2 separate regions of the Mus musculus genome follow, and region 2 is linked to region 1. Evidence: chromatin contacts called from ENCODE POLR2A ChIA-PET data. All regions are on one chromosome and are shown on one strand. Each heading gives the region's core, a stretch centred on a gene start or an enhancer-like site at or near the end of the contact. The rest is flanking DNA. Distances are from core to core; before and after follow the strand shown. Region 1 holds the start of Rbm4b (RNA binding motif protein 4B). Region 2 holds the start of Dpp3 (dipeptidylpeptidase 3).

Region 1 (4,179 bases), core at 510-3,009:
ATTCCTATCCAATTTCTAAAGAAAAAAAGCTGTTTTCCTAGCCTGTTAAAGTAATAGATGGAGCAGAAGAACCTATGACCTGTTTCCTGGCTTTGCCTGTAGTAGCCCACAGACTGAACAAATTTGAACACCTCAAAGATACCCATCTACCCAACCAGACTCACCACAGATTCTCATACTGCGCTTCTTCTAGATTCCCTTTTTCCTCTTTACTACCACCAGCCATCCTCGAAAGCAGCAGAGGGTAAAAACTCTCAAAGGCTTCTGGGTCCACCACAAACCAGCAACAAAGTCCTAACCTCTAGCCCTTCTCACACTACCTAACTACTTCTCTGCCTAGGCAACTTAAGACTTGTGACAGTACTCAAGTGAATGAAGACCAAAGGCAGGCAGGCAGGAGCCCATGCAGTTGTGGAGAAGGAGCTTGGCGAATACAATGGGGAAGGCTTACTTCCCCAGAGTGAATTATGCTAAGAGTAGTAAACATAACCTGTTCTTTGCATTTAAAAGAATGGCAGAAGCCACTCTTGAAGCCCTGTGGTCTTGTGTTCTTCCCTCTGCCTTGAGCTAGAGACTCCACGAAGGTCTGCCACCCAATCCCCAGAACAGTTCACCTTGAAACTCTGTGTTGTCGAGGCCCCTGATGGCCTCCACCGCATCCTCTGCCCGCTCCATGTGTACAAAGGCATAATCTTTCACGATGTCACATTCGATGACTGGGCCGTACTCCTCAAACTTGGCCCGAAGCTCTTGGTTGGTACAAGTGGGGCTGATGTTGCCCACGTGTAACTTGGTTGAAGCTTTGCTCTTATTCTTGCTGGCTTCCACATTGATGTTCACTCCGTGCAGCTTGTAGTGGTGCAGGTTGCGTATGGCATCCTCAGCGGCCGTCTTGTCCTCTATGTGCACAAAGCCATAATTCTTAATGATGTCACATTCCAGCACCTTCCCGTACTGCTCGAAGAGTGAGCGGATCTCCTGCTCTGTGGCCTCCCGGGGCAGATTTCCAATGAACAGCTTCACCATCCTGACAAGAGCCTGGCAGAGAAGAAACAAGATTTTAAAAGTCAGGTGTGAAGTGAGAAACTGACACTACAGCACACCCCGACCCTCACAGTTCTTTTTGAGAGAGGAACTGCTGTGTGACAATGCCAACAGAAGGTCGGGGGTCAGAATGCACAACAAGGTCTAAGATATATATCCGTGAGGTCAGGCACATTGACTCTACAAGGTTAGCTCCTTCACGGTTTAGCACAGGGATGAAAGACAAGTGGAAGGCATGAAGTATCTGAATGTCCCTAGTTACGGGTTTTTGGAGGGAAATCTGTGTACCTCTCCACAGCGCGGTATCCCCTCCCACCATACTCCAAGAACGAAAGCCCTCTTTCACCCAACACTGGACCCCTATCCTCAGCGGCCCAACCTCCGCTGCAACATCCCAACAAAGACTCGGCCCGACCCCTGCCCCGCCCCCTCCGGAGACCCGGCCCCGCCTCCTTTCCTTGTCTTCCCGGGACCTTCCTCAGAAGATGAGTGGCCCCAAACCCGAGCCTTCCCGGCCCTCCGAGGTCCGGCCCAGTCCGCTCCAGGGCTTCCCACACACCCACAGCATCCTCTCCTACCTCCGGGTGGTGCCGGCGGTGGCGGCGGGTCCCGCGTCAGAGAGAACCCTACAAAATGGCGACGGCCGCTCGAGCCTCGGCGCGACCGGGCGCTTTCTCGCGCGCCAGCTCACGCACGCGCGAGTGCGCGCTGCCTGCCTCCCCTCCCCCTCGCAGGAGCGGGGCGACCAATCCTGCGGCCGCACACAACTGTCCGCCCCCCGTGCGGGGGCGGGGTCATGTGGTGACGGCACTGCGGAGCGAAGGTCAGCCCGCCCCCAGCCCGGGCTAGCCAATCACCGCCTTGGGAGTGGGTCGCGGCTTGCGCGTCAAGGGGGCTCAGGAAGCAACCATTGCCTTGGCAAAACCGTAAGGCCCGGGGGAGTCTCTAAGCATCACAATGGATCGTGGTATTGGGCGCACTGTCGAGGGGGCTGATGACAAAGGGTTGTGTCACTGGGCCCGCTAGAAGGGGGTTTTCTCAACCTCTGGCTGCTGAGAGCGATACTTCAGAAACCCAGGCACTACCACATCTTAACCTAATCTCTCCCTTGTTTGGGTAGGAAGGGGTAAGAATTCCCGTAAAACAATTTAATTTTCACTGCAATAGTGTTGTTCATTGGTGAAGAAGCTGAGACTGAGAGTGGAGTAGAAAGATAATCTGGGTTAGAACTAGGTTAGGTCTGAGGGAGGCATTTCTCTATCCAAACTATACTTTGTCATGTTTATTCATGAATATACGTGGGCTGGCTTTCCCTCGTAGTATCTGTCTATCCTGGTTCCTGAAATGTGGTGAGCATTACCAAGGAATACGTTGTCCAGAGGTCCAGGGAGAATCCAGGTTTGGGGAATGAGTGACAAGGGTTCCGCATCCGTCCCAAGCTGCCTGAGGCACAGGCAATTGTCAGGCTCCAGACTCTCTGTTGCGGTCCAAGGGCACCTCCTGGTGGCAAGCAGGGTACCAGCTTGGTGGATCACTATCACAAAGCAGCGGGCTTACAGACATTGAGGGATTGAATTCATCTCCTAGAAGAGGCACCGGGATGGTTGTTAGACCATCCCCATTGTTGTCAAAACAATTCCCCATTGTGGTAGTTCCAACACCAGCTCCTCCAATAGTATAGAGATCAGTTCCCCGAGTTGACTTCCTGCACCCAAGCTACTTGGAAACATTTCTTTACCAAATCCATGTTTCCCACTCATTTCAGAAGGCATTGTCTAATTGTAATTACACATTTTTAAAATTAATTTTTTTTGGTTTGTTTTTCGAGATGGGGTTTTCTGGCAGTCTTGGCTGTCCTGGAACCTCCTCGGGATCTGCTATCACCTAACCTTGTACATTGTATTTTGGGATCTCTTCCCAAATTTGTGGGGGCTCCACAACTAATGCTCTACTAACAGTTCCCATTTTTTTCTTTTTTAAGATTTATTTATTTATTTATTATATGTAAGTACACTGTAGCTGTCCTCAGACACTTCAGAAGAGAGAGTCAGATCTCGCTATGGATGGTTATGAGCCACCATGTGGTTGCTGAGATTTGAACTCCTGACCTTCGGAAGAGCAGTCCGGTGCTCTTACCCACTGAGCCATCTCACCAGCCCAGTTCCCATTTTTCTATACAATTTCATTTCACCCCCTTTCTCCCTCCCTGCCTCTTTTAGACATGGCTTTTCTGTGTAGTCAAGGCTGTCCAAGAACTGGCTGTGTAATCCAGACTAGCCTTGAACTCACACTCCTACCTCAGCCTCCCAAGTGCTGGTTAATTACAGGTGTGTGATATCATTTCTAGCCTCCAGTTTTATCGTTTTTTATTATGTGAGTTGGGTGGTGATGAGCACATTCAGGCGGCTCTGTGAGTTGGAGGCCAGCCTGGTCTAAGAGCAACTTCCAGAACACTAAGGGCTACAGAGAGAAGCAATGTCTCAAACAAACAGACAAAACAAAACCCCATACCCCAAGACAACCAAACCAAACCAAACCCTAACATGTGTAAGTAGTACCAAGTTCCCAGAAAAAAAGAAAAAAAGAAAAAAGCCCTGCTAGAATATCCTCCACTTGGAACACAGAGGCACTATGTTTGTCTGTTCTGTTTTTCCTGTCATTACCAAGGTCTGGTAGTAACTTTTCTAATTTTTGTCAGTTGAAAAGGTGTAAAGTTTTATTCACAACTCGACGTAGTTTGTTTTTGTCTTGTTTCTAATGAATTTCAAAATACCTTGTTCTTATCATTTGTGCGAATGTACATTTCCTGCTTTCCGTCTTCTGTCTGGATTTTAGGTCTCAGCCTTTGGGTTGAGCTGTCGAGTTTTCCTCATATTGTAGCTATTTCTACTTGGTTCAGATATCTTGTCATTACACTAATAGCTTTGTTTTTTGAGGGAAATATTTTTAATGTAACCAAATTATTGTTTCCTAAAGCTTTCTCTTTTATGTTCTCTTTAAGATACCCTCTCCTACCACAGCTCATGTAGATAGTCTATTCTCTTCCATTCCTATTACCTTTCACTCTTAGATCTGTGGTCCAGTTTGAACAGTGCCATACAATAGAGATACAATGAGTCATATAAGTAATTCGTG
Region 2 (4,529 bases), core at 826-3,325, 170 kb before region 1:
AGGCACGGGAACACATTCCGATCTCATTTCTGGTGTTGAATCTCAGACTCTGGGAGAAAGAACCAACAAAACGTACTTGACTGGGCTCTAGGAAGAACTCAGGCTGGTGGTAGAAGCCAGAGCTCGGAGCTTCAGATTCCAGGATTGTTCAATGGAATGACAATCTCTAAAGCCAAGCATGGTGGCATGTGCTGGTAATTCCAGCGTTTTGGTAGGCTTTAAGGAAGGAGGGCTGTGTTCAATGCTAGCCTGGGCTACATGGCAAGACCCTGTCTCAAACAAACAAAAACAAAAAGTATTTTCATTACCAGATGGATGCAAACGTACAGAAAAGCCATGACCCATTAAAACAGAATGTGGGGTGTGTGTGTGTGTGCGTGTGAGAGAGAGGTGGGGGGAAGAGAGAATATGTGTGAGTGAGAGAAAGAAGGAGAGAGAGAATGTGTGTGTGAAAAAGAGAGAGGAGAAAGAGAAGGAGAGAGAGAGAGAGAGAAAATGTGTGTTGTGTGTGTGTTGCTGCAGGAGTGGAAACTGTATAGTGGAAGGTCTTATAAAATCAAAGGTCCTCTCACCTGTGCAATTGGTACAACAGTGATATGTTATCTCAGGGTTTTTGCAAGAATTAAATGAAATTCTATATGGCAAGCCGCTGGTAAAGGACTTCATTTAACATGCACTCCTGTTGACTGCGGTTATAACACGACACCATGCAGCTTGGTTGGGGGTCTTGGGCCCTGGGATCCTTCACTTGCCTGAATTTGCCCTTGGTGGCTATGGATAGCCCTTATTTTCCTATCTGGTTACACTTACATTTCAACTGGGTCTCAGTCAGACAACTTTATACCTCGTCTAGAAACAATGAGAACAGGCAAAAGGAAAGAAGAGGACTTTCCTCGGGACACATTTTTACAGAATTCCCCCTTATAATGACACTCACCAATCAGAACCAAGAGCTACTAGCGCTGTGGTGACAAGGCTGGCCTTAAGCACATGGTTGCTCTGGCCCCTCTAAATAGGCAAGGTAAGGAAGGTGTGTTGGATTTCAGTCCCGAAACACTACCTCCTACACAACTCTAGGGGACAGCACTACCTCTTGATGGCTGCCCATCCCTTGGGTAGACTTAGTCCTGAAGTAAAGCTGACAGTGTTCCAGAGTAAGAGAAGTGAGCTATCTAAAGTCACACAGCTGGTAGGAGACAGACATCTGATTGAACCCTAGACAGCCTAAGTCAGGCCCCAGCTCTTTGCAGTGCTTACCACATCTGGTCAGCAAGTACTTGCAAGAGCCATGGGTCACCCAGAAAGACTCCTCCCTGACTACCAAGAGTAAACAACATGCTTGTCTGCATCCTGGGCTGCCCTCCAGTCAATGTCACTGGAGACCGCTTTTCTATTCTAGCTGGCAAGTGGTCACACTAAGAAAGTGCCAGCTACTAGCTGGCCTCGACTTCAAGTGCGTTGAGGAAACTGGGGTTCCCAATGTTTTAAGGATGGCTTCCATGGCGACCCAGTGGAGCACCTGTAGCATTTTTCTGCACCCCTGGGACTACTGGTGGATGGGACTACTATTCGCACAGCCTACATACACTCTTTGTAAGAGCTTCGTAGTCTCCAAATAGCATCTCCAAATCCTAAATCCAGGGAGGAGGGGGTCCACATTATTATAGTCTTCTCTAAGTGGAGGTTCCTAACTGCCAAATCCAGGGTAGGGACACTGGAGGTGAAACCCCAAAGAGAGCAGGCTCCCAGCTACATGTGTGGAGGCTCCCGATGTATAGGAACTCTCACGTTTGGGGACCTTGTCAGTCCCCTCTGTCGGTACCCGACAGCAGCCACGCGGGGTACTGAGAAACTCAAACTTTTTCACCAAACATCGCCCTACGCCACGCCTCTGTGCAGTGAGGGCCAGCAGACAAAAGGCCAAGGCCTCGCGGTCCTTGCAAGGCAGGCACCACCCGTAGCGCTTGGGGGCGGGGAGAAGATGAGGGGAGGAACTGTCTTCGGTTCTTCTACTGGCTGTAGCTGCTGTCCGTCTGATCCCTGGGGCGACTACGGGTCGGTAGGGGCGGGGCTTGTGTCCCAATGAATGGGGCGGGGAGCCGGAAGCAGGAAGTGAGTTTGCGAACGGAGCAGCTGCAGCAGGTGAGGTACAGCGCCTTGGTTTTGGGGTCACGGTGTGTCATCTTCAGGAGATCAGAGCGAGGCCTGGCTGTGCATGCAAGATCATCCCCTTTCTGTCCACCCTTCAGTGCCTCTTCCAAATCTCTCCCAGCTTTTGGGCAAGGAGAATTTCCAGGCAGTAAAGAGTTAACACCTCTTTCCGAGCGAAGGGGTAGATGGGGCGGAGCCGCGCAAATAAGGAGTACAGAGGGTGGAAACGTGTCCTTAGCCAGGGGCGGAGCGTGGAGAATGTGGTGGGTTCGGAATTCCTTGGGTCCCAACTGAGCTGAAAAGCTTTGGATAAGTTGCTTGCTTTCCAAATGTCATATGGTTCCTATCTGGAAAATGGGTTGTGCCCTTATATGGCTTCCCAACAGAGCAACAGAAGAAAACAGGATAGTGAAGGGCTGAAGAAAGACATGAGACTGGGGCAGATGCTAGGAGGGAAAAGCTGGGACAAAATATCATTGCTGTTTTTGATTTATTTTTTGACAAGGTTTTATGTACCCCAGACTGACCTTGGAATCTGACCCTGGGCCTGGTTGTTGGTTAGACAAACTCTACCAACTGGGTCACATCCCTGTCCTGGATTTCATACCCAGCTGTTGAGCTTGGTGTCATACTCACAGTCAGTGTTGCAGAGGAGCAAAGAGCAGTGCAGGGAGGTGAAGCGGCTGCCCTGGGTTTTAGACCTTTTGGTGGAGCGGGGTTGGGACGGTGGGGTGGATATCCAGCATGAAGCCTTTGTCAGCAGTTGTGATGAGCTAGAGGTGTTGGGAAATTCTGAACAGAGACTAGGACATCTGAGAAGGTGGAGATGAGGCAGGGAGTGGCTGGGGCTGGGAGTCTAGTAATGAGGCTGTGTTCTGCCGGTTCTTCCTTCGTACACTTGGCATCCTGGGCCTTAGTGTCCTCATCTGTAATATGAAGTGATTGGATTCAGATTTTAAGTCTGAGAGGCCACAGGCCAAAGCTGGCCCGCAAGTATTTGAGTCTTTGAATCCCAGCATTTCAGGTGAATGGATGCGACTGGATTACTCCCTCCTGGACTTCTGGATGGAAGAAGTTAGTTAGCTCATGAGCTTTCAGAGCAGCCGCGAAGATGCTGCGCTCTCTGAGATGACTGTGATGTGTTCTTGCAGGGCTCATGGCAGATACCCAGTACATCCTGCCCAATGACATTGGTGTGTCTAGCCTGGACTGCAGGGAGGCATTCCGCCTGCTGTCACCCACAGAGCGCCTCTATGCCCATCACCTGTCTAGAGCTGCTTGGTATGGGGGCCTGGCAGTGCTGCTCCAGACATCCCCTGAAGCCCCCTACATCTATGCCCTGCTTAGCCGCCTCTTCCGTGCCCAGGACCCTGACCAGCTGCGCCAACATGCCCTGGCTGAGGGTCTTACTGAAGAAGAGTACCAGGTCAGTTCTCACAGGCTCGCCTGGCTTCTGAGGGGCTTCTGGAGATGTGCGAAGGACCAGGAACAAGGGGCATAGGGCTCTCTCTCCAACTAGGTAGAGGATTAGACTAAAGGGTGCTAGCTCACACACACACACACACACACACACACAGCCCTGTAGCTTCAGGCTTGTTTTCTGTAGAATGTGCATATGGTCTGCCATTAGTGTAGTGCCTGCTTCAAGATACAGGGAAACAAGCCAGGCATGGTGGCACACATCTTTAATTCCCATACGTGAGAGGCTGAGGCAGAAAGATTGCTGTGAGTCTGAGGCCAGCCTAGATACCATAGTTCTTAGCAGTCTGCCATGACTGTACACCTGATACTGAGGGACAGAGGAAGGCAGCCTGGGTAGATACCAAGGGTAGAATGTTCTGTTTGTCTCTTAGTTCTTGTTGGTGGATGTATTAGCCAAATACCATACTTGAATCTTATTATATTGCATCAATTCAGAAACATACGAAACACAAAAGGTCACACTTGTTCAGTCTTTTCAGAGGCAGGCACTGTGGCTGGTCCTTTTCCATTCTGTGTGAGTGCATTGGATACTGATACTTGTATGTGCACAGTATATCAGGCCCCCATTTAAACTACCTGGAACTCATTCTGTAGACCAGGCTGGCCTTAACCACAGAGATCGACCTGCCTCTGTCTCCCAAGTGCTGGGATTAAAGGTGAACCACCACTGGCTTAACTCACTTTTTTTTAAAACGTGAAATGACAGTCTTGGGTGTACATGTGCAAGTGTCAAACATAGACACCAGCAGAAAAGTATACGCCCTGGAGGCAGGATCTCTTTTACAAAGATTTGTTTTCTTATGTGTATGTGGTGTCAGTGCGTGTTGCCCACAGAGGCAAGAGGCATAGGACCCATTTGACATGGGTGCTAGGAACTGAACTTGGGTCCTCTACCA

Evidence for each region. ChIA-PET counts read pairs that join two places held with the same protein, here RNA polymerase II (POLR2A).
Region 2: POLR2A ChIA-PET joins it to region 1 with 12 read pairs in Patski. The contact joins the promoter of Dpp3 here to the promoter of Rbm4b in region 1. POLR2A ChIA-PET finds 5 or more read pairs at or near these places in 2 of 5 experiments (Patski and embryonic stem cell).

What each region holds. Positions count from the first base shown.
Region 1 is chr19:4,754,105-4,758,283 of GRCm38, reverse strand. Rbm4b (RNA binding motif protein 4B) reads right to left here and starts at 1,759. Exons shown (of 4, transcript NM_025717.3): 1 at 1,623-1,759; 2 at 615-1,038. The coding sequence starts at 1,026. The region is part of intron 2 of Gm21992 (predicted gene 21992); the gene reads left to right.
Region 2 is chr19:4,925,833-4,930,361 of GRCm38, reverse strand. It overlaps Dpp3 (dipeptidylpeptidase 3), which reads left to right and starts at 2,075. Exons shown (of 18, transcript NM_133803.2): 1 at 2,075-2,142; 2 at 3,303-3,577. The coding sequence starts at 3,308. It also overlaps a transcript of Peli3 not described here.